Regions from separate parts of the Homo sapiens genome. Here region 1 is linked to region 2. A link is an interaction called in ENCODE POLR2A ChIA-PET data of the cell type or tissue named here. Cell type or tissue: K562. All regions are shown on one strand. Each heading gives the region's core, and the rest is flanking DNA. Links, peaks and the distances in the headings are about the cores only. Region 1 holds the start of LOC124902153 (a long non-coding RNA gene). Region 2 overlaps ZCCHC7 (zinc finger CCHC-type containing 7).

Evidence for each region. ChIA-PET counts read pairs that join two places held together with the same protein. Peaks named below come from ENCODE experiments on the same cell type or tissue, not always from the same donor. Only the 100,000 strongest peaks of a DNase experiment are listed, where the experiment ranks them.
Region 1: POLR2A ChIA-PET joins it to region 2 with 5 read pairs; 7 of 35 experiments call an interaction of 5 or more read pairs at or near these places.

Annotation. Positions count from the first base shown.
Region 1 is chr9:37,355,278-37,371,870 of GRCh38, reverse strand. LOC124902153 (a long non-coding RNA gene) reads right to left here and starts at 9,643. Exons shown (of 3, transcript XR_007061478.1): 1 at 5,269-9,643. It overlaps ZCCHC7 (zinc finger CCHC-type containing 7), which reads right to left. Exons shown (of 9, transcript NM_032226.3): 9 at 13,722-15,036. The coding sequence ends at 14,603. RefSeq lists an enhancer at 1,889-2,038. In K562, for the core only: a CTCF peak has its summit at 6,931 (motif pointing right); DNase peaks (open chromatin) are centred at 6,924 and 9,250.
Region 2 is chr9:37,268,249-37,284,841 of GRCh38, reverse strand. The region is part of intron 2 of ZCCHC7 (zinc finger CCHC-type containing 7); the gene reads right to left. Among named protein-coding and RNA genes, the nearest start is that of LINC01627, 120 kb to the left of the region's middle. In K562, for the core only: no CTCF peak of the experiment used is centred there; no DNase peak of the experiment used is centred there.

The DNA.
Region 1 (16,593 bases), core at 5,359-13,358, 87 kb before region 2:
CGTAAAGAGACAATGACAAGCCAGTAGCTAAGGGCTAGGATAAGGTGGTACTCAGAGGCTGGGGGGCAGAGCTGAGAGACACAGTGACGGTGCCTGCAGCAGAAGGGAAGGGAGTTTCCCCGTGGAATTTCTGACGGGGTTTGGGGAAACAGTAGGAGGGCATTTCCAGCAGGGCCCACAGCATGAGTAAATTTTCACAGAATAAAAAGGTAGGGGTGTCTTGGGGGTAGATCAAAAGGAGGTGTGGCAGGAGACGAGCAGGACAGGAAATCCGGGGTGATTGGGAACGGCCCTGAGTGCTGTCCCTAGGAGGGTAGTCCCTAATGGGGTCACCTTGGCCAGGTTTGCCCGTTCTCATCCTGGCAGGCCCTTGGGAGGGCAGACACCCTACAGGTGCAGCTCAGGCATCTCAGGACACCCCCACAGCTGGAGGGAGACTTTCTCTGCCCCTGTGCTCCTGCTGTGTTTGGAGCTGGAAGACCCAGTTCAGACTCTGCGGGACCCTGAGCCCTGTCTGAGCCCTGGTGTTGTGTATGTTGTGAGCCGCTGCAGGTGCAGGACAAAAGGCCACAGATAATTTGCATGGGATGGAGAACACATTTGCAGTTTCCTCCTCTCACAAATTGGAAATTTCACTTTCACAGCCTTTCTTTCCTCATCACAACCACACCAGTTTCTTCATAGCACCACAAGAGTCTGTTGTCACAGAGAAACCCCAGCTTTCCTCTGTGGTGTTTCTGCCTCACTGGCCTCTAGGGCTCCAAAAAGTTCAACACCCAACCATAGATGTCCCCTCCTTCAGGTCTCCTGCAAACCCTGCTCCCACGCCCTGGTTCCCCACCTTGTGGAAAGAGTCTCACACTGGGGTCGGGCCTGGGCAGTAGTCCTGGCTCTGCCCCCAACTCAGTATGGGATGCGAGGCTCTCTCTGGGCCTCAGTTTCCCCATAGGTACCAAGAGCATTCTAGACTTCATTATCTCTGAAAGTCCTCCAAGACAACAGTGACTTTCTGATCTTGAGAGTTTCTTTCTCTTGGGAACCCCAAGATAATCTATAGCACGTGCTGGGGTCTTGGCCCCTGGTGGCCTAGGAACTCGCTTCCTTCGGGCATCTTTTCTGTTTGCTCTGCTGCTGCTCCCCACTCCCTTCCCAGTTTCCTCCTGTCCTCAGGTCTAGTTCCTGCATCTCAGAGTTCATTTGCTCCCTGACGCATCGTAACTCCATGGGAGGTGTTATTTTAGAGGTGCTCAGTCCACGGTGCTAAAGGAGGGGATGGGAGTCGGCTTCCTGGCCCAGGAGGGAGGCCTCTTCTCCATCCAGCCCCTCACTCCCATGCCACAGCCCGGCTCATGCTATGCCCAGAGATTCTTGCAAATAGCTGAAGGTGCCTAGAAGTAACAAGGCTGTTGAAGCTCAATATTTAAACACATTTTTCACTCCCTCCTAACTTGATGAAGTTTGCAAATTGTTTTCTGTTGACAAAATGTGGCAGAGAGAGTGTGAGGGGGTTGAGGGGGCACCAAGGCCTGGGTCTGGCCATTATTCTGACTTGATGTATGACCACCGCAAGCCTTTTCTCAGTTCTTGCCTCAATTTCCCATCTGTGAAGTGAGGAGAGGAGGCAAAGTCGGGTGGGCTAGAGTGGACTAGACAGTCCTTTGGCCCTTTGCAGCTCTGACACCCACCAGAACTTCAAAAATCCTGCCATGGCCGAGACTCCCTTGCAAGATGTTGCTGTGTGCACAGCCTGGCTTGCAGATGGGAAGGGAGGGCTCGTGAAAAGACAAGAATCCTCTGGAGCATATAGGCAGGCTTCCACAGCCAGGTCTGCAGTGGGAAATCCAGAGTGACCCAGGAGGCCAAAGTTAATTGAGGAGATAAAACCAGAAAACTCCCCTGAGCAGCCAAGTGCAGGAAGGTTGTCAATGCAAATTAGCAGGAAGCGATGGTTAGTTGGGTGCAGGCACAGGAGACAGGTGGCTGGCGACCCATGACTTCTCCAGGATGATGGTGGGTCCTGCAGGCCCCCTGAGACTTGGTGTGGAAGATGAGGCAGGGTTGTGAAAGGAGGCTGAGGCGGAGGCGACTTTGACAAGCTCTCCTCCCAGGAAGGTTAACCAGGGTAGGCTGGCAGGCAAGAGGGCGCCAGTGGAGGAAAAGTGAGTGGGGCCTGCAGATGGCTTCCATCTCAGGGAGGTTCCCCGTTCTGCTCCAATCTCCACAGGCTCCCTGGTGGTGGAGAAGGGGTAGGGAGAGGAGCAAGGACTTTTCTGAAGGATGCAGTTAATTGTGAGGATCATTTCTAGTATCTGGGGTTATCGGAATTCATACAGGCTCGGAGGGAGGCTCTTCTCAGCCCCTGGTCCATGCTGGCTGGATGTTTGGATCTCCTTCACAGCACCATGTTAAGTGGCTCAGCTTTTTGTTGCTCGCCTCCGGGGACCAAGAGCTGTGTGTGTCCCAGGCAGCCTGTCCCACTGGTGGAAACTCCAGTCTGGAAGTGTTTCTTCGCACCAAGCCAAAGTCTGTGTCTCTACCTGTGGGCCTGACCTGACGTCAGTCCTCTCTTTCCTCCCCAAAATAGAGTGGTTTGCATCAGCATTCGGCACAATCTACCCATAGATATTCAGTCTGGTTATGTCTATGGTAAATTTTATGTAAAAAGCAGGAATAAATAATATAAAACTATAAGACACAAGAGTTACCTGGTAGGCCTGGTACCGGGTTCTAGGAATTCTAATTTGGCCAAGCTTCTGTGTCAGTTTGCCAGTCTGTGTCTCAGTTTCCATATTCAAGATAAAGACCACTGTGATGCCTAATTCTATATGTCAACTTGGCTAGGCTATGATGCCCAGTTGGTTGGTCAAATGCTAGTCTAGATGATGCTGGGAAGGTATTTCGTAGATGTGATTTATCAGCTGACTTGAAATAAAGGAGACTGACATTGATAATGTGGGTGGGCCTCATTCAATCAGATGAAGGCCTTAGGAGCAAAAGCTGAAGTTTCCCAAAGAAGGAATTCTGCCTTAAGACAGAAATCCTGCCTCAGCTGCCTGCCCTACAGATCTTAGACTGGCTAGCCTACACAACTGTGCAAGCTTGAATAAATCTCTACTATTGGTTCTGTTTCTCGAGAGAACCCTGACCGATGTAACCACCTACCATGTCTGTTCATGTCTTTTAATTCCTTGGAAAGAAAAGCAATTTATGAGTACTAATATTACAAAAGTGCTAATTGCTAATTTGTGCAGTGCTGTGTTAATCTAAAACACATCTCCACACAAGTGACTCATCTCCCCTAGTCAAAATCTTCGATGGTTCTCCGCTGCCACCACTGCCATTGTGTCAGCTGCCTTTTTTTTTTTTTTTGAGATGGAGTCTCGCTCTGTCGCCCAGACTGGAGTGCAGTGGTGCGACCTCAGCTCACTGCAAGCTCTGCCTCCCAGGTTCACACCATTCTCCTTCCTCGGCCTCCCAAGTAGCTGGGACTACAGGCGTCCACCACCACGTGTGGCTAATTTTTTTGTATTTTCAGTAGAGACGGGGTTTCACCGTAGTAGCCAGGACAGTCTTGATCTCCTGACCTCGTGATCCACCCACCTCAGCCTCCCAAAGTGCTGGGATTACAGGTGTGAGCCACTGCGCCCAGCCTGTGTCAGCTGCTTTTTACAAAGCATTATGCAAGTAGTTAATGACTAATATATACATATCTAATATATATACATCTAATGCAGAACTTTTTTTTTTTTTTGAGATGGTCTCCTTCTGTTGCCCAGGCTGGAGCACAGTGGTGTAATCACAGCTCACCACAGCCTTGTTCTCCTGGGCTCAAGCGATCCTCCCACCTCAGCCTCCTAAGCAGCTAGGGCCACAGGTGCACGCCACCACTCCCAGCTAAGTTTTAGAATTTTTGTAGAGATTGGGGTCTTGCCATGTTGCCCAGACTCGTCTCAAACTCCTGGCTCAGGTGATTCTCCCACCTTAGCATCCCAAAGTGCCGGAATCATAGCCATTATCTGGAACCAGAAGACTACCAGAAGAAGGGCTGAGCCCAACACGAAGAGCTGGAGAGATGGGTGAAGAGGGCTATGCACTGTGCCTGGCCTCACTTTAATTCTTGCAAGAGACAGAGATATTATCTTCATTTTATAGATGAGGAAAATGAAACCACACTCTTTAGCTTGAAATTCAGACTTCAGTGATCTGGTTCATTTACCTCCCTCTATTACCCTCATGTGAACTAGAGTCAAGGGAAATTATACTAGACCTTCTTACTTAAGTGTGTCCTAGGTTATCCTACATCCAGGCTGTTGCCTATATTTGTCTTCCTCCTGAGAGGCATTTCCTCTTATCCTAATTATTAGTCTTCTTTATGCTTCAAGAGCTAATTCCAATGCCATCTCCTCTGTGAAGTTTTCCTGGGTCTCCACCACCAGTGACACTAGAAGTGACCTCTCTCCACACACATAGACCCACATGAATGCCTCTTTGTAACTTAAGTTACACTGGTCTTGTTTCAGGGCTTCTCTTTCCTATCTTAAAATGGAAGCTTTCTGAGGGTAGGAAAGAAGTCTGAGAGAGTATGACAGACGAGAACACTGAAATCCATGCAGTTTCTTTCTAAAGCAGTGAATTTTGATTCAAAACACAAATAGGCCTCCTGGACTAAACCTTTTTTATTTTATTTTATTTTATTTTGAGACAGGTTCTCATTCTGGTGCCCAGGCTGCAGTCAAGTGGCGTGATCCTGGCTCACTGCAACCTCTGCCTCCCAAGCTCAAACGATCCTCCTGCTTTAGCCTCCTGAGTGGCTGAGACTACAGGTGTGTGCCACTACAACAGGCTAATTTTTTTTTTTTTTTTTGGTAGAGACATGTTGGCCAGGCTGGTCTCAAACTCCTGGGCTCAAGTGATCCACCTGCCTTGGCCTCCCAAAGTGCTGGGATAACAGGTGTGAGCCACTGTACCTGGCCTAAACTTCTCTAAGAAATTGTATCTATGGTTTTTTGAAAGACCAGGGTTGTTTTTCTCTGGCATTATTTTGGTGGACTTTTATTTTCTCTGGTCTTATCTTCCATTTGAATGACAGGCCCTCTATTGATAATTTAGAAAGCTTACATCTTGTTTCATCTGCCTGAGATTTGACAGAGCGTAAGGGCAAGCAACACCAGCAAGCTCTGTAACCCCCAAAGCCTATAATGCGAGCCCCACATTCACTTCCCCCCTCTCCACCCTTGAAGCCACATTTCCAAAGGAGCCACTGCAAACCTTTCCATTTGGAAGTGCAGTCTTCCAGTCCAGCTGACTAAGTTGTCCAGTTAGTTTTGGTTGTCTCCATTTCGGTAACATCATGCAGAGGACAGTGCTGGGGACCAGTGAGTTGAATCCATTTACTTAAGTCTAACTGTGTTAGGCCCCATGCTGGGCCCTGTGAGAAAGAATAAAGATGACATGGCCTTTATCCTTTCTATCAACAGATATTTGAACCCTTACACACCAGGAGCCATACTCTTTGGAGCACTTAACTCACCTGTACAGTGTCTATCTTCTCTGAAGGCTTAGAAGCCCCAGGAGGGCATAGATAACACCTGTCTGGTTCACTGCGGTACCTCGAGTTCAGAAAGTGCCTGGCACATAACAGGTATTTCAAAAATATCTGTAGTGGAACTGAAGGGGTTTCCATCTGTCTCACCAACTAGAGAAAAAGCCACAGCTCCTTAAGGGTAGAAAGTCCTAGATGTCAGCACAGGACCTGGCTCAGGTCAGATGCTCAGCAAGTGTTTACTGAGTTAGCTGAATGGCCCCATGTTCTGTGGAGGTCCAGCATGGGTCACCCCGACCAGCGCACAGGTTGTGGTGTGAACTCTGGGTTCTTCGTGGGTTCTCATTTGCCTCTGGCTTTTGCTGGGAACTGCGGGCTTTTGCTGTCGTATGTGACTCCCTTTCCTTACTTGTGACTTAAGAGATTAAACTATTAATGGTGTGGAAGCTAAAAACAGACCCGTCTCCAGGAGGGTGCCACAGAATTTTTTTTTTTTTTTTTTTTTGAGACCAGGTCTCACTGTCACCCAGGCTGGAGTGCAGTGGTGCAATCATAGCTCACTGCAGGGGCTCAGGAAATCCTCCCATCTCGGCCTCCCAAGTAGTTGGGAATATAGGTGTGCAAAACCACACCTGGCTAATTTTTTAAATTTTTTTGTAGAGATGGGGTCTCACCATGTTGCCCAGGCTGGTCTCAAATTCTTGAGCTCAAGTAATCCTCCCACCTCAGCCTCCCAGTGTTGGGATCATAGGCATGAGCCACCGTGCCTGGCCTTATTTCTTATTTCTAATTTATTTTAATTTTTTTTTGTAGAGACAAGGTCTCCCTATGTTGCCCCGGCTGGTCTTGAACTCCTGGGCTCAAGTGATCCTCCTGCCTCGGCCTCCCAAAGTGTTGGGATTACAGGCGTGAGCCACTGCGCCTGGCCAGAACAGCCACTTCTAAGCACTTAAGGCTAGGTGTATGCTCACAAAGGGATGGTGAGGGGATAAAACTGATTTTCCCATCAAAACAGTATCAAATCGAGGGATATGTTCATTATCAAGAGCATGATACCTAAAAATGATCACAACCAACCATCATGGCCTGCTTATATAGTCTCTAGACTGTGCACAAGCCACATCTACATGACTGGTTGGGCAGAGAGTGGCTCATGGGGCCACATGGAATCAGAAGACTACCAGAAGAAGGGCGGAGCCCAACACGAAGAGCTGGAGAGATGGGTGAAGAGGGCTATGCACACAGCAAGGAGATTCTCAGAAGCTGGGTCATGGGAAGGCAACCAGGGTGATGCTTACAGCAAGGGCTCACCTTGCTTACCTGGATACAATGGGGCAGAGCTGGGGAGGCTGGGGACTTGCTGTGTGGCTGTTAGACTGAGGGGTGCCCACAGGGAGGCAGTGCTGCACACTGGCCATCAAGGATTATTCTTGAGTGATGCCAAGGGCTACCAACTACCATTAGAACCACAGAATACCAGAGTTGGGAGGTAATGAGAACCCATCCAGGCTAATCCTACCACTTCCAACTTTATAATGAGAAAGCTACGGCCCAGATAGGAGGTCTCAAGTTGTTAGAGCTTCGGGCCCTCTCAAAATGGCATGATTCCTTATGAGAGCATCTGATTAGTAACATGTGTACACTGTTTTACGTAAGACTGAGCTATGTTTGGTAGACGTACTTGGGGGGCATATGTGGACATTTATAAGGATTATTCACTAGTGTGTGCAGGACTGAACTCCTTGAAGAACATAACTCTGGGCAGGAAGGACATGAATCTGGTTTTCCCACAGGAAATCCTTTCTTCACATGTGTACTCATTGTCTCCCCTCACTTGGGCAGCCACAGGGCACTTCCAGAGAGGCTCCAACCTCCCCTGGCTCCCTAACACCATCCTAGTGGCCAAGAGGCTCTCCTTTTCTATTCCCTTTGGGGGTCCTTCCAAGTCTCCCTATGCCCCGCACACCTATTCCATTGTTCTTGGAAAAAGCTTCTCCATCAAGGAGGAGGATACCATCTCCTTACCCTGCTCGCCCGTCTCCATTGGCTTGTCCCTCTGGATCCATCCCTTCCCACTTCCTTGATGTGAGTGCCATAAGTTGAGTTTTATTTCTCCAGCATCCCTCTCTCTTTCGGCAGCTTCCTGTCAATGTCAGCCTCACTCCAGCCAGTGTTCTGTACTGTCAGCCTTTCACAGGCAAGGGTTTAAAGAGACAGACACCCTCCTCTTCGTAGCTGCTCATTCCCTCCTCAATGCACTGCAATCTAGTTTCTTGGCTCACTGCTATCCTGGAACTCCTTTGGCAGAGGTCTGCCACTAAACCTGATAGGTGTTTTCCAGTTCATGCTTTTGTCCAACACACATTTCACAAACTGAAGTATAAGGACATATGTAAGATGAGAAATTATCACTAATTTAAAAGTCTTGAGGAAGGTATAAATCAGAATGGAAAGTCGGACAGAGGAAAAAAAGAACATATGGAAGACCGAATCCCCCGATAAAAGCTTGGAATAAAAACAAAAGTGCAACTAGGCAAAGCAATTCTTATAGTTTTTGAGGTAGGAGTGGGTTGAATAATGTTCCTCCAAAAGATATGTCCAAATCTTAATCCCTGACACCTGTGAATGTGACCTTATTTGGAAATAGGGTCTTCAGAGAGTAATTAAGGATCTTGGGATAAAATTGCCCTAGATAATTTTAGTGTGGGCCAGAAAGCCAAGACACAAGGAGACACAGAAGAGAACCCTATGTGAAGACAGAGGCAGAGACTGGACTTATACAAGCCAAGGAATGCCAAGGATTGCTCAGGCCCACCAAAAGGTAGGAGAGACATGGAAGGAATTATCTCAGCACAACAAGAAGAAACCAACTCTGCTGACACCTTGATTTTGAACTTCTGGCCTCCAGAACTGTAAGAGAACAAATTTCTGTTGTTTCAGGCCACCACTTTGTGGTATTTTGGGACAGTAGCTCCAGGCAACGAATACAGAGTGCATCCTTGCTGTTTCACAGCTCCACGCCTCACACACATGGTTCATGCTCCTCCCCTTTTGTTAAGCTGCAACACTTTTCTTCTGTTATAATGACCCATCGGGAAGTCCTGCCCAGTCTCCCCTCTCTGTAGCAGGACCAATCATGCTTCTTTGGTGTTACCATCATACCCGTATCTCTCACTGCACTCCTCACCTCTAAGACAAAATACTGGTTTTCGTGTTTGTCTCTTGCTTGTTAGCCCTTGAGGCTTGAGATTTCTCCACAGCAAGCACAGGCTATGGACTTTCTTTGCGTCAGGTAGTATTCAAGCAAGAATACTACCTGACGCAAAGAAAGTCCATAGCCTCTGTTTGCTGAATAAATCACTCAGATGACAACAGAAACACCAAAGAGGGAAGGATTAATATTGTCTGGGAGTGGTCATAAAAGGGGAAGAGGATATTTTGGGTAGAGGTAATAGCACAGGTAAAGGCATGGAGGAGAAGCATGACCTATTCAGGAATTAGTCATTCATGTGGTGGGACGGGAAGGGTGAAGGGGATAGAGGAGAAAGAAGAGCGAAGAACTGCAGAAGATGAAGCATGAAAGGCTTTGAATTTTAGGCCAGAAGTTAGACTTCAGCCTGTAGACAGTAGTTTCCGAACGTTGTGCATGTAGTTATCACCAGCATGCCTCTTAGATAAAGGTCCTACTCACAGGCTTAAGAGGTCAGTGACCTCTCCCTGCAAGGCCCCTGCAGGTGGATACTTGCCTTATGATCAAGTCTTCTTGGCCCCATATGGACAAAGCAGGAAGTAAAACTGAAGATAGCCTATGGACTACTGAGCCTAACTCACCCAGTTTAATAAGAACAGTCCCAATTCAGTGAAAAAATATTAAAATGTTTCCAATGGATTACCTGTGTGAAACTAGACTTTGTCATATGTACACACCTGCAAAACGATCACAAGATAATAAACATACAGTTGGTCTATGGTATCCTAGGGTTCTACATCCATGGATTCAACCAACTGCAGATCAACAATATTTTAGTCAGGGAGTGGTGACTTATGCCTGTAATCCCAGCACTTTGGGAGACCAAGGCAGGTGAACTGCTTGGGCCCAGGAGTTTGAGACCAGCCTGGCCAACATGGTGAAACCCCGTCTCTACTGAAAATACAAAAAATTAGCTGGGTGTGGTGGTGCACACCTGTAGTCCCAGCTACTCGGGAGCTGGGACCACAGACGTGTGCCACCACACCCGGCTAATTTTAGTTTTTGGAGAGACAAGATCTCACTAATTTGACAGGCTAGTCTCAAACTCCTGGACTCAAGCAAATCTTCCCATCTTGGCCTCCCAAAGTGCTGGAATTACAGGGGTGAGCCACCATGCCTGGCCAATCTTTTTTTTTTTTTTTTTTTTTTTTTTTACTTTTAGTAGCGATGAGATCTTGCTGTGTTGCCAGACTGGTGTCCAACTCTTGAGCTCAAGTATTCTCCTGCCTCAGCCTCCCAAATGTTGGGATTACAGGCGTGAGCCACCATGCCCAGCCCCAAGTATCTTTTTGTAAGAAGAACTGTTCTGAGATTATGGCTGTAGCGAATGACATTGGTGTTTCATTCATATCTCCATCCGTCAGGGGGCTGCCTAAACCCAATTTACCTGGCTTAAACAATGACTAATTAAAAAAAAAAAAAGATACACACACTACAGCTCCATTGCCCCTTACTAGGGCAACTTTGAGGTGTGGCCTACACTCTTTCTAGCGTTCCCTGTGAGTCTGAAAGTTCCTCTTTATGAGACATGACTTGATAAGCATCCAGCTTGGCTTCCTTCTCTTCTTTTCCCTGTCTCACTTCCCTCCCCACTCCTTTACTGGGTTTTCATGGAATCATTTCCCAGGAAATCATTTTAAGAGGTAACTTAGGCCGGGCACGGTGGCTCACGCCTGTAATCCTCAGCACTTTGGGAGGCCGAGGTGGGTGGATCACGAGGTCAGGAGTTCTAGACCAGCCTGGCCAACATAGTGAAATGCCGTCTGTACTAAAAATAGAAAAATTGGCTGGGCGTGGTGGCACGTCCCTGTAGTCCCAGTTACTTGGGAGGCTGAGGCAGAAGAATTGCTTGAACTTGGGAGGTGGAGTTGCAGTGAGCTGAGACCATGCCATTGCACTCCAGCCTGGGTGACAGAGTGAGACTCCATCTCAAAAAAAAAAAAAAAAAAAAAAAGTAACATATATTAAACGAACAGAAAAACTTTTGGCTCAAATCACACACCAATCAGCTTCATCCTGTGATTCACTGCATGGCAATGTGTAATAAATCACCAAAACATTGGTGCTTCTTTGAAATGGAAAGTCCAACTGTGAGATCTAAGGGCCTATGTTGGATTTGGATCCTGGTGAGGGTTCCTTCCTACAGCCTAATGACATTCTGACCCAATTAAGTGTCCCATCAGATTAGTCTCCAACTCTTTCCTCCCCTCACTAGCTGAATCCCTTTGTTCTCACACCACAGTTCTATATTTTTCTTGCCAGGGCTCAAGCCATAGCCTGGCACTCTAGTGTTTGTTTCCATGATTCCTAAACTATTAATTTCCCTCAGCTGGCTGAGTCTCCAGTGGCCCAGATCCTCCACAAAGTGGTCCAGACTGTAGACCTTCATGCCATGGAACTAGTGTTCCTTATTTCACATGAATGGCCATGTCCAACCAGTCTCTCAAACACTGGCAATATGATGAAATGCAAAGCCTTGTAAGACAAGGGCACATCCTGTTAGATGTGGAAGGCAACGTGAACTCTCTCTCGAGTGAACAGAATTCCATTTGAGAAATAGCTGGGGTTTCAACTAGGGTTTCTGAACCTCAGCGCTATTGACATTTTGGGCCAGATTCATTGTGGGAAGCTAGTCTGTGCATTGTAGGATATTTAGCAACATCTCTGGCTTCTACTTATTAGATGCCAGCAGCATCCTCCTTTTGTTGAGAAAGCGAAGCATAAGACCAGGGGATCAGGACAGCTATAAACAAATGAAAGGCTCCCTTATTTTGTATGTAATTTTTTGTTGGCAGAAGAATTTTCAGTTGTTTCCTATGAGAAGCTTCTCTCCACATCTTTTAAAAACAGATTTTCCCTATATTGCTAATCCTGTCTCTCCTTACACAGACAAACCCACATCAATCTTTTCACTGCAGCACTAATGAATAATGTTTCTTTGCTGCCCATCAGAGTGGCAAAGAGACAAGGGAATGGCAATATTCCATGTGATTGTGGGAATGGGGAGATGAATACTCACAAACTGCCAGGGACATATAAATGATTGGGGAAGAATCTGACTTGGGAATATAATTTGGCATCATGTATTAAAACTTTTATGAAATATATGCATGCTCTCTGACCCTAAATTCCATTTTATCACAATTGAATAAATGGAGAAGATATTATGTAGAAGAATTTTTCAAAAATAATAAAAATTGGAAACAAAATGCTCGACAGGGAGCTGATTAAATCATGGCACAGCCATATAATAGAACATCATGCAAAAGTGCAGACATGTATTTGTTCCCAAAGTAAGTGAAAAACAGGTTACAAAACAATGTATACATAGGTATAGAAAAGTCTGAAAAAATAGACACTAATAATTTTAACTACATTTTTGTGTGAAAGAATCACATATGACTTGTTTTTAACATTTTTCCCCCTTAAAATGATTACATAATCTTTGTATAACAGAAAAATAAAGAGCTACTAATAAGTACTGCAAATAGCAAGGTCCATGAAAGCAAGACTTTCCATGGAGAAAATGGGAGACTGGTTCCCCTTGCTCTGTTTTGAGAAGGCCAAACACAAACCAAGGTAGAACCCAAGATAGGAGCCACTCAAGCTGCTTCAAATCAAAGTTGGGCCAGAGGTAAGATGTTTAGAATCTTCTTAATCCTACCAACTATACAGATCTTTACTGTTTTGGACATTTGCTTTTCTTCTCTTGTATTTATCCATGTAAAGTCTTATTTAATTAATGGTTGAATCTATACATATTTTAAACTCCCCATTGTTGTATGAAGAGTCTGTATGTTAATAAACTGACTGACTGATTCACCTTAACTGAACATTTGGTGTAACAGCTGGGGGCAAGGGAAATGAAGAGGAAATGAAGCAAAGACTCCTCCATGTTTCTGTTCTTCTCTTACCAGGAAATGAAGACTGTATCTTCATGCCCACAGGTGAAGTAGCTCAGCATCCTTTCCTATCTGCATGTAAATACATGGACCCAATAGGTAAATTATACCCTAGAACAAAATGTTTGTAAGTTTTGGGAAAAAATAAGATAATGTGCAGAGACAAACAGAAAAAAAAGTGCTTCCTTTCTCTCCTTCTCCAAACAATCTGCTATGTACGAAAGAACCTAAAGAACGTCAATCCTATTTCTGCCCTGAAAGGAGATGCCTTAGGATCAGAAGGGGTACTTGTTATACCATATGAGTAATAAGCCATGTTTGCCTCAAGTCCTACTGGAGAATAATGCCAATTATCTCAAGGTTTTCCACTTCCATGAAACTTTTTTTATGGCTGCCACATTTAGCAAGTTGTTAAAAAAAAAACCCTGGTTGCTTACTTTAGGGTGAAAACAACTCTAGCTATTAGGAAGCTATGCATCAACATATAATAAAGTTAGCTGAAATCTATGCAGCAACAGGGAAAGTGGTAGACTAAACTCTGTGATCCTACAATTTGCACTAGCACTGATTTGAGAGGACAGAATTCTTCCTTCCTCTCAGAAAGATGAGAGATGATTCTGCCAGAAATACAGGAATCTGCATACTTCCCAAAGAGTAAAATACAAATTTAAGAACCTGACATTATAAAATTGTCCTATTTAATTGATTTCATACCATTTTATTCTGGCAGAGAGCTTGCACTTGGGCAAAAATGGCATTTTTGACTCCAGTCTACAGGGATTTTATAACTTTATCCACCTGCCCAACACAACTATGCCAAGGCCGGGAGTGATGGCTCATGCCTGTAATCCCAGCACTTTGGGAGGCCAAGGAAAGAGGATCACTTGAGCTCAGGAGTTTGAGACCTGCCTAGACAACACAGTGAGACCTTGTCTCTACAACAAACAAACAAACAAACAAAATAAACATTAACTATGCTCTTTGTCACTCAAACTCTCATTGTCTTTTTACATAATAAACACATGTATTTACTCTCAGATATTTTATTTTTCTTAGTCTGACATTAGGTTATGAGAAGTACAAAAGATCCACAAGTACAAAAAAATCTGTATAGCTTTGCGGTAGTTGAAAAAAATGCAAGAGAACAAAAAAATTTTTTGAGTAATATTCATCTCTGCAGATCTGAGTGACAGTCCGCTTGAAACACCGCTGTAAAAGTGGTAAAAAATGATTTCATTGTGATTATGTTAAAATTTTTGATGTCTCTTTTACTTGTTTAGGAAATCTGTCTTCTGACATTTATACTGGATAGTTCTTTTCCTGTATTTTGCTGAAGCTCAATTCCCTGCCTCTTCAGGGCTTCAATGATGACACTTTTGTTTTTATAGTCAGCTAGTGATGTTTTGTCCAAAGGAAGATTCTGACAACAGCTTCAGCAGAAAGAAAATCTGGATATAGGTTTATAGTTATTGTCCTTTCCAAAGTAAAAAAAAAAAAAAAAAAAGTTGAAAAATATTGATGACTTTTTCTTAGTGTTAATTTCTCTTCCTGCAAGGATTTAATTTGAGGATAAATTACCTTTGATGCAGTTTTTTTCCCAAAGTATTTTTAAAACACTTTCTTGAAAAGATGAATTCTTCTACCTATCCCTAGGATTCTGAGTAAAGATGACATATTGGAATAGGAGAAGTCCAGGTTTATCTTTGTACTTTCTTACCTAATATCCTGTTGGACACAGAGAATTGAGATCTCCATGGATATTCAGTAACTCTAGGAATGGCTGAAATTAAAAAAACAAAACCAAAAACTCACTTTATTTAATCATAGATAATAAACACAGTGCCAGAAGGTTATAGACACAAAGGCCAAATGAACAATGAAAAGCCACATCAGAGGCTGCCTGACGGCTTAAGACTTTTTTTTTCTCTGCTTAATAAGAAATAAGTTATCATTGTCATCATCTTCCCAGCACCTCTCCTTTTTCTTCTGCTTGCCCCTCTTGCCTTCCTTGGGAGACTTGTCTTCTCTTGACGTGTGGTAATGTGATGAACGGTGAAAGGGCTTAGAAGGCTTCTGGGTTTTAAAACTGCCAGGAGAAGAGTAGGTTTTGGGGCCCCTGGGAAAATCCTCATCCACTTCACGATGTCTGTCAGCCTTCCTGTGCTTCTCCCAGTTTCTATTCTTGTTCTTCATTTCTTTTTGTGTTTCTTTATTTTCTTGAGGCCACCTGTTGCTTTTCCATGAGGCACGGCCCTTCCTTATATCATGGTGGGGGTTCTCATTTGCTGCTTTTATATAAGGTAGCTTGGATGGCTCTGGGATAACCCCATTTTTCTTGAGTACTGAAAAATATAAAAGTATTTTTGCATATTCAGCAGCTAAACAGTCCATGCTGAGCTTTCCTAAGTGTAAATAACTTAACAGACAGGGAAGCTAGATATTTAAACATGTTAACAGTATGACATCACTCACTAAAAATTAAATAGTTGTAGCTCCAAGTTTCTGATTGCTAAAAATGAAACACATTCAGAAATCCAATGATAGTTAATTATCCTTTTCAACAGTTTAACAAGGTTAAGCAATGGAGATGAGGACCTGTAAGAACAGTAATCATCTTAGCTTTGTGAAGAAAAGTCATGTCTGACCAATACGAGTTTCCCCAATGATGACGAGTCAGCCTTTGAAAATGAGGCAAAGCAAGATTTATAAAATGGCCTTTTGATGGTCTCATATGACATTTCAACCACCCTCTAAAGATAAGGCCTGGCCATAGTACTTTTAGGTGGATGCCAAACTGCCCAAGAGATTATTCCTCCAGGGTAGAGATCACTGGCTTTGAGGAGTGTGTGTGAGTGCACGTGAGTGCGGGTATCTTAGAGGTTTTAGTGATAAAGCTGATGTTAATGTTTTGTCAGAGCTTGACACGCTTAATACGGATCTCTGATAGTGATTCTGATACGGGTAGGTGGGAGATGAGGTTACAGTGAGAGATGAAAACTAGCAGTCAATAGAATCTTTAAAGATTAAAAAAGTGGCCAATAAAAACTTTTAGCATAGACTTTTATTATAAAAATTTCAAAGGATCATAGTGAACACCTCAAAGTGGATTTATGCTACAGACGTCGATACAACTAGCTAAAAAAAAACCAAAATGGGTTTTCTCTAATTATAAGTTATAACTGCTCATTATAGAAAACCTGGAAAAAACAGAAAAGTACAAAGAACATAAAAAACAGAAAGCACATATAATCCTTTAATCTAGAGATGACATTTTCATGCAATTCTTTTTAATCTCTAATTTGGTTGCCTAATCATAATCTACAACTACTATAACTTCTCCACACAGCTGACCCTTGCACAATGAGTTTGAACTACGTGGGTCCACTTAAATGTGGATTTTTTCAACCAAATGAGGATTGAAAATACACCATTCCACAGATTAGAAACTTGTGTATACGAACGGCTACTTTTTCCTATAATCAGGTTCTGCAGAGTCAACTATGGGACATAAGTAAGTGCAGATTTTGGTAAATGAGGAGGCTCCTGGAACCAATATCCAGGGATAGCTGTAGATGACATACATTTTATATTAAATATGTAAAATATGCAGGAGCTGGGAGAGTAATAACTCTATTTTCCTCAGAATTAGTACCTTCATTTTGGAAAGGTCCTGAACTAAGAATCCAGAAGAGTAAAAGGCCAAAAGAGTCAGAAAATAAGGTATAGAACAAACTAAAAAAATACAGAACTGTTTTGTTTTTAAAGCAAGAAAGATAACTTGGAAAACCACCTTGAAGTGAATAACAAGAAAGAACAGAGGTAGAGAAAACTTAAATGATAAGATATTAATTTGGTGATAAAGAACAATGTTTGCAACAGTAAGTACAGAAACCACAGAG
Region 2 (16,593 bases), core at 5,518-13,517:
TATTTATAATCCCAATGCAGTATGCACTATTGAGGCCTACAGGGAAGGTTTAAAGCTGGATTTTTCAACAAGGCTCACAAGTCCTGAGGTTAAATACACATGAATTACGGATGTTTAATCCAACTTAAGATACCATCTTTTCATATTTAAAGCAGTTTCCCTTATACAGAAAAAATACAAAATACATGAGCTGGTCCTAACAGAAGCTCCTGCAGAGGTAATATAAAAATCCATTTTTTTTTTAACCATTTAAACTCACACCGTGCTGACTTTCATTTCCAATACATATAATATGTCCTGATAAAAACCAGGATACTTTTATGGAGCAAAAAAGCTGTAAAAACAAGAAAAACCTTCATATTTGTTACATATTTAAAAAAATTTAACAAACACTATTGATCAAATGTAATTAGGACTGGCTACATAAAATGCAAAAAAGGTATTTTTTTGTGTGTATAAACACACATAAATATGTATATACACAGAGAAATAAAACAGTTAAACAGTTTCTACCTGTTTTTGTGTACTTCCTTTTCAGATATTGTTCGCTTAGAGTCTTGGCCTCTGTTACTGTCTAACTTGAATTCACAAAACTCAATGGCTCATGGTTTTCAAAGCTTAGGCCAACGTTTGCAGAACAAAGTCGCTTTCTCTCTCTCTCTCTTTTTTTTTGGTGGGTACAAGTATGGGGACCACAGGAACAGTTAAATTCATGGCATGGCTGGTCTACCACACAGTCGGGGGAATTCTTTAAATAGAGCCTGTCACTCTCTTGGCCCATCAATGGGATTTCCTTCTCGAACTGCTGATTCGTTCAGGTACACAACAGAGGAAATTTCAGTTAACCTTTGTTTCACCCCAGGGAAAAATCTGTCTGAAAGTATAAAATGAATAGATTAAAAAAAAAAAATAAGCAGCTCAGCCACAGGGCCATTCTCTGAGTGTTCACAGCAGCTTAAGTTAAACAGTAAAAAGGGCAGTGGAATGTTTCATTCCCAATGGAAAATTCAAGCACAATATAGAACTTGGGAATCTAGTTAGTCAGAGTTTATTTTGATGACTAAACCAAACCAACTGTCCTTTCTGTTTTAATAAACTGGAAAATTTCCCTTCTGATAATTTTATAAGAGTCAGAATTGTTTTTCTCTTATATCACCATTATTACTATGATCTAACTGAGGTGCCTATAACAAAACTGCATACTAATTCTTCTCCCCAAAAAAGTGACTCTTAGAAATATTTTCAAATAAAAGTATATTATTAAAGTCATAATAGGAAAACAGGAAAAAGAGGGGTCAAATAAATTAGAGCCCTGTGAAATTCTCCCCTATTATTCTTTTCAAAATAGAAAATTCAAGTAAGAAAGGACAAAAGGAGGAGCCCACTTTTCCATTTTAAAGTTTTCTGTTTTCAAACAATAGGAGTACTTGAAGAGGCTATAGTTAGATGTAGATATGTAAAATCTTGGGGTATGGAGCAAAAATACAGAAAGTTTAATTTACAATTTGTTTTCTCCTGAAACTATGGGAACTTAGATTATATACATTTTTCTACAACAATGAACATAAATTTTAGGATGTGCTGGATAGACATTGACTACCTATCTTTATTTCTCCCAAATTATGTCTGAACTCCATGAAAGAGAAAAGTATTGTGCTGTCAATATTTTTCATACATATTATCCCATTACTATTCTTATCTACTGACTGCAAGCAACTACGCCAACTCAATATAATATCAAGAGCACACACGGGTATAAAAACAACAGAAAAGAAAACAATTGAATTTAATACCATCCTAAGTCTCAACCCAAGAGGAACTATTAGTAGTAGCATGATTGAGTTGCTTCAACACCTTTCTCCCCATCCCACCCCACCCCACATCTCCATCTGGCATTCTACTAATTTGGAGGCTACTCTTGCCTCTGGAACAAATGCCATTTTCATTAAAAAAAAAAAAAAAAAAAAAAGATTCAGGTCTTCTTGACTCTTTTCTTACCCCCTCACTCCCCCCGCCTTTTTTTTAAGCCAGAGCCAGGCTGGAGTGCAGTGGCAAAAACATGGCTCACTGATGCTTCCATGTAGCTGGGGCCACAGGAGCACACAATCACACCCTGCTGATTTTTAAATTTTTTTTGTAAAGATGGGATCTCATTTTGTTGCCCAGGCTGGTCTTGAACTCCTGGGCTCAGGTGATCCTCCTGTCTTGTTTAAACTTTTTTTTTTTTTTTTTTTTTTGAGACAGAGTCTCACTCTGTCTCCCAGGCTGGAATGCAGTGGCAGGATCTTGGCTCACTGCAAGCTCTGCCTCCCAGGTTCATGCCATTTTCCTGCCCCAGCCTCCTGAGTAGCTGGGACTACAGGCACCCACCACCACGCCTGGCTAATTTTTGTGTATTTTTAGTAGAGACGGGGTTTCACTGTGTTAGCCAGGATGGTCTTGATCTCCTTGACCTAGTGATCCGCCTGTCTCGGCCTCCCAAAGTGCTGGGATTACAGGCGTGAGCCACCATGCCCGGCCTTGTTTAAACTTTTAAAAAATCATGGTGAAATATAGAAAACATAATATTTACCATCTTTACCATTCTTAAGTGTACAGTTCAGTGGTATTAAGTACATTCAAATTGTTTTGCAGCCATCACCAGAATTATTTTCATCTGGCAAAACTGAAACTATTAAACAAGTTAATATTTTATTTTTGATAGAAAACATGGAGGGTACATTCTTACTCTACTGACATGGCCTCAAAATCCTGAGACTGGAGCTGATTCTGAAGAAAATGAAAAGCTTATTGCTCAGCTCTCAAAAGGTTTAAGATAGAAGAGAATTAAAAATTGTAAGGAAGTCTGAACTCTGGGACCTTAGGAACCATACGTGGGAGCAGGAATAAAGTGCATGTCTTTATTAAGAAGAAGAATTTAAATGCAGAATATTAACGAGTATTTAGCTGTATTTGCATATTGTAAAAACCAAAGGAGGTCATAATTCAGCTGTTTTATGATAGAGTTCTCAAAAATCCTTAGCCTAGGAAATAAAACCTGCCAGGTAAGTAGGTTGGTTACAGGTGGGGAAGCCATTATTAATGTGTATATGCTGAAGTTAATGTTTACAGACAAGCTTAAGCATTTCCTTCCCTTAGCAACTGCTAGTCCTGAAAAGCATTCCTGTAATACAAAACGCCATACCAAACAGTGTAAGTGCATCTCTCAAAATGAGATTCAAAATGAGATTGATATAGTACAATCACATGTGATAAAATATGTATTTATAGAGACTTGAGGAATATTTTCTTAGTTTATTTTCTGAGAATCTGTTTTGTGTACCAGCTTGACACTATATACGAAGTGGAGACTCATATATGCTATATTTAAAGAAGTTGCACATAAAGAGTTTATAATTCATCTTTTCCTAAATATGGGAGAAAAACTCAAGAGGAAAACACACACAAAACTGAGAGAATTTCACCTCTATGTCACAATCTCTTCTATTTGTGTATTTTTCTCTCTTTTTAATAAAAGAATATTAGAGGGCAGGTGTGGTGGCTCATGCCTGTAATCCCAGCACTGTGGGAGGCCGAGGCAGGAGGATCACTTGAGCCCAGGAGTTTGAGACCAGCCTGGGCAATATAGGGAGACACTGTCTCTACAAATAATTTAAAAATTAGCTGGCCATAGTGATGTACGCCTGTGGTCCCAGCTACTCAGGAGGCTGAAGCAGGAGGGACCTTAGGAACTATACATGGGAGTAGATATTAGCTCTAGTAGATATTAACTCTACTTAGAGTTAGTATCATACAATTTATGAAAAATGTTAAGAAACTTGTAACCATATGACTCTATTTACCTGCCTATCCCAGTCCTTTCTGATATAGTTGCCATATGTATTACATCTACATATAAATCACACATTATTACTTTTTTTTTGCTTTCAACATCATATACATTTGAAACAAATTAAGAGGATAAAAAAAGACCTGAGTCTGGGAGGCCAAGGCTACAGTGAGACATGATTGTGCCTCTACATTCCAACCTGGGTGACAAAGCAAGACTCTGTCTCAAGAAAGAAAGACAAAGAGAAAGAAAGAGAGAGAGAGAGACAGAGAGAAAATCAGAGAATCATCTGTAACAATTAGCTAATCAAGCAGTAACAAAAAAAAGTTTAATGAATTTTTAATTTAGTAGTATATTATTTAATTTCCCAATATTTGGGGACTTTCCAGATTTTTTTTTTTTTGCTATAGATTTCTAATTCTATTGTGATCAGAGAACTTTCCAGATTTTTTGTTATTGATTTCTAATTCTATTATGATCAAAGAACAAAGTCTAAGATTTCAATCTTTTGAAGCTTATTTTATGGTCCACCATATATATGGTCTATCTTGCTGAATGTATACTGGAAAAGAATGCATATTCTATAATTATTGGATTTTGTGTTCTATAAATGCCAATTATGTCAAGGTGGGTGGTATTACATACAGTATTACTCTGATCTTCTATGTCCTTACTGGTAGTTTTAATCTACTACTTCTGTCAATTATTGAGACAGGTATTCAAACTTCCAATTATGGTTGTGGACTTCTCTATGATGAGGAGATCCTTTAATCCCGTCAAATTTTGTTTTTATCTATTTTGAAGGTCTGATTCCAGTACCTTCGTTGTTTACTTGACCCTTTTATCTTTCTGAAACATCCCTTTTTTTTTTTGAGACGGAGTCTCGCACTGTTGCCCAGGCTAGAGTGCAGTAGTGGGATCTTAGCTCACTGCAAGCTCCGCCTCCCGGGTTCGCGCCATTCTCCTGCCTCAGCCTCCTAAGTAGTGCCTGACGCCAGGACCGGCTAATTTTTTGTATTTTTAGTAGAGACAGGGTTTCACTGTGTTAGCCAGGATGGCCTCGATCTCCTGACCTCGTGATCCGCCCGCCTCGGCCTCCCAAAGTGCTGGGATTACAGGCTTAAGCCACCGCACCCGGTGGGAAACATCCTTGTTTACCTCTGTTACTACTATTCCTAGTCTCAAAGTTTACTTACCTGATTAATATGACTACTCCAGCTTTCACATGCTTATTTTTAGCCTTTTAATTGGAGTGTTCTGTATATACACAATTCATGTAATTATGTTTTTCTAATATATATATATATATTTTAATTTATAGAGATAAGGTCTTGCTATGTTGCCTGGGCTTGTCTCAAACTCTTGGGCTTAAAGGATCCTCCTGCCTTGGCCTCCCAAAGTGCTAGGATTACAGGCATAAGCCACTGGACCTGGCCAGATGTAATTATCAATATGTCCACATTTAGATCTTTCAATTACTGCTTTTTATTACTCTGTCCGTCCTTTCGTCCTTTGGAGTAATTTAATATTTTTAAGATTCCAATATAATTTCTCTATTGCATTTTAGGTTTATGTCCTTATGTTTTTTTGTCTTTTTTTTTTAAGTGTCTGTTCTAAGAACTGAAATATACCTTTACATTTTCAGATATTAACATTTCAGAGTTAATATCATACAATTTATGAAAAATGTAAAAAACTTGTCACCAAATGATTCTATTTACCTGCCCATCCCAGTCCTTTCTGATATAGTTGCCATATGTATTATATCTACATATAAATCACCCAATGTTACTTTTTTTTTTTTGCTTTCAACATCATATACATTTGAAACAAATAAAGAGGATAAAATAAGACAAGTTTTCCCTTCATTCCTTTTTGAAAACAGGAGTTTGACTTGGTATATCATTTCCCTTCATCCCAAAGAATTTACTTCAGCATTTCTACTAGTGGAGGGTAGCTGGCAACAAATTCTTTCTCTTTTAAATTTAATTTTTTTAATAGAGACAGGGTTTCAGGCAGGTTGGTCTCAAAACTCCTGGCTTCAAGTGATCCACCTGCCGTGTGGCCTCCCAAAATGCTGGGATTACAGGTGTGAGCTACCGCATCTGGTCCTTTCTCACTTTTAAAATCTAAAATAATCTTCATGTGGCATTCATTCCTGTGGGATATTTCTGCCGGATGTAGAATTCTTGATTCCCAGCTTTCCCCAAAGCTCTCCTTCCCTAAGCACTTTAAAGATGGTGTTCTACTGCATTTGGCCTCCATTGTTTCTAATAAGTCAACTCTCAGTTTTATTATTATTCCTTTCTGTTACTATTTATAAGATTTTTATTGTTATCATTAGTTTTCATCAATTTGGCTATGAATCTCTTCAATATGTACAATTACATCTTTCACTAAATGTGGGGAATTCTCTCCCATTATCTCTTTAAATATATTTTTGGCCCCAGTTTCCTTCTCTTCTTCTGGGACTCCAATGACACATATTAGGTCTTAATATTGTTCAATGAGTCACTGGGGCACTGCTCTTTTGAATTTATTTTTAAAGTTTTCTTTCTGTTTTTCAGATTGAGTGATTTGGATCTTCAAGTTCACTGATATTTTCAATCTGTTATTAAGGTCACACAGTGAATTTTTATTACAGATATTACATTTTTCAGTTCTAAAATTTCCATTTAGTTCTCTTTTATAGTTTTATTTCTCCAGCAAGTTTCATATTTATTTTATTGTATGCCATTTTATATCCTTGAGCATAGTCATAACTAATAACAGCTTTAAAATCCTTGTCAGTCAGTTGTGTTGGCACCCACCTACAGTCCGAGCTACTTGGCAGGCTGAAGTGAAAGGACCACCAGAGTCTAGGAGCTCGAGGCTGCAGTGAGTTAAGATTATGCCTGTAAATGGTCACTGCACTCCAGCCTGGGTGACACAGTGAGACTCCTGCCTCAAAACAAAACAAAACAAAACAAAACAAAACACACACACACACACACACACAAACAAAAAAACTTTTTTTTTTTGATTTTCTAATTACTATATCTGGGTCATCCCATAGTGTCCCTTGGTTGCCTTTTCTTGAGTATACATCAAAGTTTCCAGTTTCTTTTTATTTATATCTGGTAATTTTGGATTGTATTCTACATCTTGTGAATGATACTTTTTAGAGGCTATGGATTCCATTATGTTCCTCTGAAGAATGTTCACGTTTTGTTCAAGGATCAAATATTTGACAATCATTTATATGCAGAACTTGGGATGTCCCTCTGAGAATTTCCCTTCACTTTCCAGGTGCTATAGTAGCCTCTATTTTCTGATTCCCCAAATCAGTAAGAATTGGGATTTCCGAGTTCTAATCACCCCCATGGTGTAGCCATTAGTAACTGCCCTCAAGCATAAAATACTAAAACTAAAGTCATCAAATGCTTTTTCTTTATTCTAAATGTTGACTTCCTGTGAGTTTCTGCCCACTTTGGTTTGGTCTCCAGTGCCTTCAGATAGTTTATTTTATTATTTTATTTTATTTATTTTATTTCAGAGATGGGGGGGTCTCACTATGTTGCCCAGGCTGGTCTTGAACTCCTGGCCTCAAGCAATCTTCCTGTCTGAACAGCCCTAAATGCTGGGATAATACGCATGAGCCATCCAGGTCTGGCCAGATTATGTTTTGAAGCATTAAAGTGTGCTTTCAATTATGTGTGTGTATATAAACATTTAGATTTTATGTACTAAATATTTATAGTATAAGCTTCATCCAGAGTAGAATTACCTGTGGGAAAATTGGTACATTATGAACAATTCCGCCATTACCAGTAGCAGAACTTTGAAATTTTTTGGCATGGTGTTATAATTAAAATCTTTTTTACAAAATCTTCCACTCTTCATTCTTAGCTCCATTCACACAAAGAATGAGTCTATACTTGGTGCATAGTAAGCATAGTAAGAGATGTCCTACAAATTATTGTTGAATGATGAAATATGGGAAAATGAAAATCATCAATAGGCACTAAATGTTCCTAGGAGAGAGAAGGTACTTTGGGCTGGAGTGATTAGCAATTTTTCACTATTTAATAAACCTTGTTTTCTCTTGGAGGCAAAGAGAACTACTCTTGGTTTAAAATATGATGCATGTAGAAGGGTTAGACTATTTTTTATTATCTCTTCTCATTTCCTGGATAAGATACTCCAGTCATGAGTTTTATTATACAAGGATCCCATATTCAGTGTAAATCCTCTACATCAGAGAAAATATTACATTTTAGTTCTCTGGGCAAATTAATTATGATTTACTATTTTAGGCAATCTTCTAAATTCCTAGGATAATTATATGAGATTCTAATTTCCAAAACATTCATTTGCAAATAGCTCATGAATACTACCCAATTTCCCAAAAGACAGTATGAAAATGAGCACCCTAAATGATGAGGAAGGCAATTAACATCTATTGAGGGACTGCTAGGTAAAAAGCTCTATAATAAGTGCTTTATCTTATTTAATCTTCTCAATTACCCAATGACATGGATATTATTACCACCTATTTACAGATAAGTAAACTGAAGCTCGAAGCTGGCCATGGTCACATAGTAGGTAAGTAATGATTGAGCATGAATTCAAATTTGATAACTTTTGACTACATTGAAATAAAGTACTTCTGTTCATCAAGAAACAAAATAAAACAAAAAAACACCATTAAGAGAGTGAAAAGGCAAGCCACAATGTGGAAGGAGATATCTGTCCAACATATAAAGAACGCATGTCTAGAATACATAAATAACCCCTTCAAGTTATTAAGCCAAAGAAGTAGAAACTCCAGCACGACTTAAATAGGTCATTCACAAAAGAGGATATCTAAGTGATCAATAAACACATGAAAGGTATTTGACTTCATTTAGTCATCTGGTAAATGCATACTAAAGCCAAAATAAAATACTACTATCCCCCTACCAAAACAGAATTAAGAATACTAACAATATCATGTGTTCGCAAGGATGCAGACAATGGGAACTCTCATACATTGTTGGTTATAATGTAAATTGATAAAACTACTTTGAAAAAAGAGTTTGCCAGCTGGGCACAGTGGCTCACGCCTGTAATCCCAGCACTTTGGGAGGCTGAGGCAGGCGGATCACCTGAGGTCAGGAGTTCAAGACCAGCTTTGGCCAACATGGTGAAACTCCGTGTCTACTAAAAATAAAAATAAAAAAAATTAGCCAGGCATGGTGGTGGGTGCCTGTAATCTCAGCTACTTGGGACGCTGAGACAGGAGAATCGCTTGAACCTGGGAGGCGGAGGTTACAGTGAGCTGAGATCACGCCATTGCAATCCAGCCTGGGTGACAAGAGTGAAACTCCGTTTCAAAAAACAAAAAAAGAAAAGAAAAAAGAGTCTGCCATTCCATGTTAAAGTGGAAGATAAACATACCATAGGGAAAAACAATTCTACTCCTACATGTATTACCTGAAATTAACCCAAAACATGCATATTAAGAGAAACACTGGTTAACAATAGCCAAAATGCTCACTTAGAGCAGAGTGAATAAACTCTGGTATAGTCACAAAATAAAATATCCCACATCAACTAAAAAACAAAAAAATGAACCACAGCTTTATAATGTTTTATTAAGGAAGCCTGATGTATACAAAATTATATCTCCTGGATGCATCCATGAATATAAAGCTCAAAAAAAAAAAAAAAAAAGGAAAACTAGACAATATAGATTAGGAGAAGTTATCAGTGACAAAACTACAAAGAAAATCAAGGAAGTACTGCCACAAAAGTCAGGATAAGGCCCAACTGTTGGGAGAAGGAGAAGGTTACTGCAAGGGTGCAACATCCTGAGAGCATGGGTTTCACTATGCTGGTAATATCTTGTATTTTGAGTATGTGATGATTACATGAATTGTTGCTATGTAACTATTTATCAAAGTAAATGTTAAATTTGAGAAGAACATGCTAGAAAGACTTGCCAGGCAGATATCAATAATTAGTATAAAGCTCTAATTTTTAAGACAGTGTGATCTAAGTACATGAACAGTCAATCACGTAGCCCAACGACCTGCATGCATAAACTTGATACACCATATAGGTGTCACTATAAACAAAGGAAACAATTTATTCAATAAATGGTGCTGGGACAATGGGATAAAACAAAATTGGTATTCATCTCTCACTATATAAAAAAAAAACAAAGTAGATTACATTCCTAAATATGGAAAGCAAGATTTTAACAATCATATGAGAAAATACAGCAAATATTTTTAAAACTCAGATATGGGAAAGAATTTAAAAGATACAGACCATAAAGGAAAAGATTGAGTAAATAACTACATTAACATTAAAAACTTTTAAACAGGAAGAGGAACCATTAAGAAATTAGAGGCTGGGCATGGTGGCTCATGCCTGTAATCCCAACACTTTGGGAGGCTGAGGCAGGCAGATCACTTGAGGTCAGGAGTTCAAGACCAGCCTGGCCAACATAGTGAAACCCCATCTCTACTAAATTACAAAAATTAGCCGGGCATGGTGGCACGCACCTGTGACTCCAGCTACTTAGGAGGCTGAGGCAGGAGAATCACTTAAACCTGGGAGGTGGAGGCTGCAGTGGGCCAAGATCACACCACTGTGCTCCTGCCTGAGCAACAGAGCAAGACTCCATCTCAAAAAAAAAAAAAAAAAAAAAAAAAAGAAATTAGATATGGTAATTTTCATAAAATTATATCACTATACACTCATGAAAGCCAAGCATAATATATGTGCTCTAATCTCAAATGGTTCAGAATTGTGTGTATATGCATATTCAAATATACACATACATATACATGAAGAGTGAGCAAGCACACAAATGATTATAAAGCTAATGGAGTAAAATGTAAATAATAAGTGACTGGATAAAGGCTACACAGGTATGCCAATTTCTCATTTGTCCTGATGAAAAATGCACTGGCAGCAAGCTGTATTTGTTTTTTTCTAAACAGAAAATGGGTTAAGAGTACCATTTTTATTTTTGCAACTTTTTAAAATTTGAAATTATTTCCAATAAAAAGTGTTCTGGTTTTTTAGAAGACATCACTAAGAAAACTTAAAGGACAAGCCACAGGTTGGGAGGAAATATTGGTAATGCATATGACCAACAAAGTGTTCATATCTGGAACATATAAAAAAAATTCCCACATATCTCTGAGAAAAAAAACACATAGGGAATATGGGCAAAAAATATGAACAGGCAATCAACAGAAAAATATGCAAGATTCAATAAACATTTGAAACTGTGTTCAGCCTGACTAGTAATCAGAGAAACAGCAATATAAATAGTGAGATATGAATGCAAAACAAAATTTTAACACCACCAAATATTGACCAGGAGGTAAGAATTCATATAATAATTCCTGCAGGATACTTTGCCAAGTCCAGTACAGTTGATGATTACCCTTGCTGAGGAGATCTAATAATTCTACTCCAAGCTATACACTCTAAGAGTAGGTGTCAGGACACCCTTTCTTTTTCTTTTCTTTTCGAGACGGAGTCTCGCTCTGTTGCCCAGGCTGGAGTGCAGTGGCGCGATCTCAGCTCACTGCAAGCTCCACCTCCCAGGTTCACGCCATTCTCCTGCCTCGGCCTCCTGAGTAGCTGGGACTACAGGCACCCGCCACCATGCCTGGCTAATTTTTTGTATTTTTAGTAGAGACAGGGTTTCACTGTGTTAGCCAGGATGGTCTCAATCTCCTGACCTTGTGATCTGCCCACCTCGGCCTCCCAAAGTGCTGGGATTACAGGTGTGAGCCACCGCGCCCAGCCAGGACACTTTTTCTTAAAGGGCCATGTAGTAAATATTTTAGGCTTGTGTGCCATAATGTCTCTGTTGCCAACTACACAACTCTACCATTATGGGCCGAAAACAGCCACAGACAATATATACACAAATGAGAATAACTGTTTAAAAGTTTTATTTATAAAAACAGAGGCAGTTGGCCTGTGGGCCAGTTTGCCAACCCCTGCTCTACTGAAACTCTCATATACATGCACCAAGAGATATGCACAAGAATATCCTTAGCAGCTTTGTTTATAACTGCAAAAAACTTCCAAAAATTTAAATGTCCATCAGTAAGAGAACGAATACATTGGTGGTGCAATCATACAATAGAATACTATACAGTAGTTAAAAAAGGAATGAATTACAGCTACACATATCAGTATAAAGGAAACCCTATGGGATGCAGAGTGCAGATAAGTTTAGAAGAATACGTACGGAATAGTGCTAATTAAGTCTGCAAATGTGCAAAATAATATTATACATACATGAATATACAGTAAAAGTATGAAGAACACGAGAGGGAAGACAAACTATACCGTTAAGAGAAGAGAAAAAATAAAAAGCAAAGAAGTGATTGATTTCCATAAATATTAGGGTGATGAATATTCACATATATATGAAAGAGGGGAGGAATGAAGTATGTGGTGGAGAAGGGATGTGCGTCAGCAGTACTGCCCAGGTCCTTTCTTTCTTTTTTTTTTTTTTTTTTTTTTTACCACACAGCTTTGAAACATGTAAAGGGTCCTATTTCTTGACCCGGGTGATGGTTACATAGGTGTTCAATTTATAATTTTTCTTACACGTTTTATGTATGTATTTTATACCAATTCCCCAACTCATAGGAATAATAAACATTAAATTCAACACACTTTACAGGGTAAGAGAAAGTTAACGTGAATGAGAAAAGATTAAAGAGCCAATTTATTGGCTACACAAAAAGATAAATCCCATTTACTGGTCAAATCACCAGGCCCAGCAGATATTTATGAAAGTAAAGGGATTATTCATGGAAATAAACTTTAATATTTCTGTTTCTTCTCCAGATCTTCTGATACAAAAAGGTATAGTAGATAAAATCATTAATGACACTTCCCCTCTGTATAATGTCTGTGTGTGTTCTTACTCATTCACTATTTTGGAAAACTTCAAACATATGAAAGTTGAAAAAATAGTATAATAAACTCCCAAAGTTCCAGCTTTAACAATTCTTAATTCACAGCCAATCTTATTTCATCTGTATCCCTACCCACTTACCCTTGTCCTCTACTGAACTATTGTTAAGCAAAACATTTTATCTGCAAAAATTTCAGCATGCTATGTCTAAAAGATAAATAATGGCCGGGCGCAGTGACTCACGCATATAATCCCAGCAATTTGGGAGGCTGAGGCGGGCAGATCACTTGGGGTCAGGAGTTTGAGACCAGCCTGGCCAACATGGTGAAACCTCGACTCTCCTAAAAATACAAAAATTAGCCAGGCATGTTGGCGCACCCCCACAGTCCCAGCTACTCAGGAGGCTGAGACATGAGAATTGCTTGAACCTGGAGGGCGGAGGTTGCAGTGAGCCGAGATTGTGCCACTGCACTCTAGCCTGGGCAACAGTGCAAGACTATGTCTCAACAAACAAACAAACAAATGATAAATAAGGACTCTTTTAAATGTAACCATAATACAATATCATATATTTAAAAACCAACAATAACTAATCAGATGTTCATCAGTGTTCAAATTTCTATAATTACCTGATAAATATATATGCTTTATAAGATCCCAAAAAGGTCCATTGTAATAAACTAAGTCCCTGAATCTGTAGTTTCCCCCTTCCATATTTCTTCCCTTCAGTCCACCTCCCTCTTTTCCATGCAATTATTTGTTAAAGAAATGAAGTGATATCCTGTAGAGTTTAACACATTCTGGATTTTGCTGATTGTATTTTCATGAGATAGTCTTTATATTTCCTATAAACTTGTAGTTGGATCTAGAAGCCTGATTATATGTAGATTAGATCATTTTTTAAATTTTGGAAAGAATACTTCTAGGTAAGCACTGTGTTCTCTGAAGTGGCACAATGTCAGGTGTCTCTTTTTGTCAAATAAGCAGCCATCGATAATTCTTTAAATCCATTATTTCATTAGGAGTTGCAAAATGTGGTGTTCAAACTATTCCTTTTTCATTTGTTGGCACCAATACTTCTCTCTAAAGGAAAACCTCCCCCTCATTCGGGTAACCAAACATTCTTTTTTTAGGTACCCTGAGGTAGAGTTCATATAATTGACACTATATATCAAGGGTTTCTTTTAAGAATTTGAGTTATACAGAAAGAGTCATCTCTGTTTCTTCAGAATGAACAGAAATGAAAGTAATGGCTCCTCCTCTTCTACTACTATTTTTTTTTTTTATTATTGCTGGAAACTACTTTCAATGATGGCCTCTTTAAAGAGGAGATTGTGGGAAAAGAAAAATTCTTATTTTGAAACATTAAAATTCCCTAGGAGGTCTTTTTCTTTTCTTTTTTTTTTTTTTGAGACAAAGTTTCGCTCTTGTTGCCCAGGCTGGAGTGCAGTGACGCGATCTTGGCTCACTGCAACCTCCACCTCCCAGGTTCAAGCGATTCTCCTGCCTCAGCCTCCCAAGTAGTTGGGATTACAGAAATGTGCCCAGCTAATTTTGTATTTTTAGTAGAGACAGGGTTTCACCATGTTGGCCAGGCTGGTTTTGAACCCCGGACTTCAGGTGATCCACCTGCCTCAGCCTCCCAAAGTGCTGTGATTACAGGCATGAGCCACCGCGCCCAGCCTCCTAGGAGGTCTTTTCAATGCTAAGACTTTATGTGTATGTAGTGTATCTGAGTCTTTTCACACGAAAATGCCAAGAACTTGACTCTGATAATATGTAGACATTCAGTATTGGGATATCTCAAGGCCCAATCCTAAGCTTGCTTTTCTATACCAGCACTGCCCAACAGAAATGTAATGCAAGCCACTAATGTGAGATTGGTAATTTTAAATTTTCTAGTAGTCACGTTAAACAAGTAAAATTAATTTTAATAATATATTTTATGTAGCACAATATAGCTAAAATATTTTAACATGTAATCAATGTAAAATATTATTAATAACATGCTTTACAGCCTTTTTTCAGTCTTTAGACTATAACACATCTCAATTCAGACCAGATACACACATAGCTAATGGCTACCAAATAAAACAACAAAGCCCTCTATTTTCCTCAGATAACTGAAACCCTAAGTTAGCCTGCCTATCTATGCTTGTGATTCACAGATATAAAACTCTTGACCTGACCACTCAAATTCAACTGGCCTAGGTGCCTCAAATGCACTTCCTAAAACTGGTCCCTTCTGAGTATTTCCTTAGCATACGCAGGGCACAATCAGAAATCTAGGAGTTGTTTTTCTCTTCCTCATCTCCCATAAATAGTTCCATACCAAGTTCTGTTGATTTTACTTTAAAAAATTATAATTCAGTTATAATCTTTCTTCACTGTCACCTCACTAACCTAAGATAACAACATTATCATATCATGCCTAGAACTTCTTTTGTTTTTTTTTTTTTTTTTTTTTTTTTTTTGAGACAGAGTCTCACTCTGTTGCTCAGGTTGGAATGCAGTGGTACAATCATGGCTTACTGCAGTCTCGATCTCCCCAGTTCAAGCGATCCTCCTGCCTCAGCCTCCCTGGTAGCTGGGACTATAGGCACGCACTGCAACACTCAGTTAATTTTTAAAATTTTTAGTAGAGATGAGATCTCACTACGTTGCCCAGGCTAAACTCCTGGGCTCAAGTGATCCTCCTGCCTCAGCCTCCCAGTAGCCTCTTAACTGGTATTTCTGCAGGTACTACAGGCCCTCTCACCATTCTCTTTTCTGAAGCATAGCTATCTTTTAACAATGGAAATCTGCTCCTATAACCCCTGCTTCATATACTTCATTAGCAACTGCTCTAAAAATAACGTTCAAAACCTTAACATGGCCTACAATGCCTGAAATTTCTGATCTTTACTTACTCTTCCAGCCTCATCTTGCCCTACATGCTCTCTCTCACACTCTTTCAAGCCACAATGGCCTACCTTCAGGACAGCAAGCAAATAATTCATCCCTTCTAGTAGATAGGGTGCACATGTTATTTCCTTGGATCAAAACACTCTTTGCCTCACCATTTCGACTAGTTAATTCTTTTGGATTTCAGCTTAAACGTCACCATAAAAGCCTTCCTTGGCCTCCATACTACGTTAGAATATTATACACTCTCATACTACTGTTTTATCTTTCCCTTATAGCAGTCTGGGTCACTTCTTATCCCTAACATAGCATACAGTAGTATTCAATACATTTGTTGAAAGACCACATGAATAGAGTAGTGAAGGTGATGGCACCCTATTCAGAATTAAATGCCAGAATTGACAACAATAAAGTTTCACAGCTGAGAACAGCATTAGCCCCTCGGAAAGAGTAGAAATTTTGCGGCCGGGCGCGGTGGCTCACGCCTGTAATCCCAGCACTTTGGGAGGCCGAGGTGGGCGGATCACAAGTTCAGGAGATCGAGACCATCCTGGCTAACACGGTGAAACCCCGTCTCTACTAAAAATACAAAAAATTAGCTGGGCATGGTGGCGGGCGCCTGTAGTCCCAGCTACTTGGGAGGCTGAGGCAGGAGAATGGTGTGAACTTGGGATGTGGAGCTTGAAGTGAGCCCAGATCGCGCCACTGCACTCCAGCCTGGGCAACAGAGCGAGACTCTGTCTCAAAAAAAAAAATAGAAATTTTGCTTATTTTTTTTTTTTTCTGTGAGGACAGGGCTCAAGAGTACATTCATGACTTTTGAAGTTTACTACTTTGTTTCTTTGCAAATAAACACCTGATAGGTCTGGAACTTCTGCAAACCTTATTGGCCAGGTAGAGAAATCTGGTAGTGAGTAAAATCTAATTATCTTATAATAGT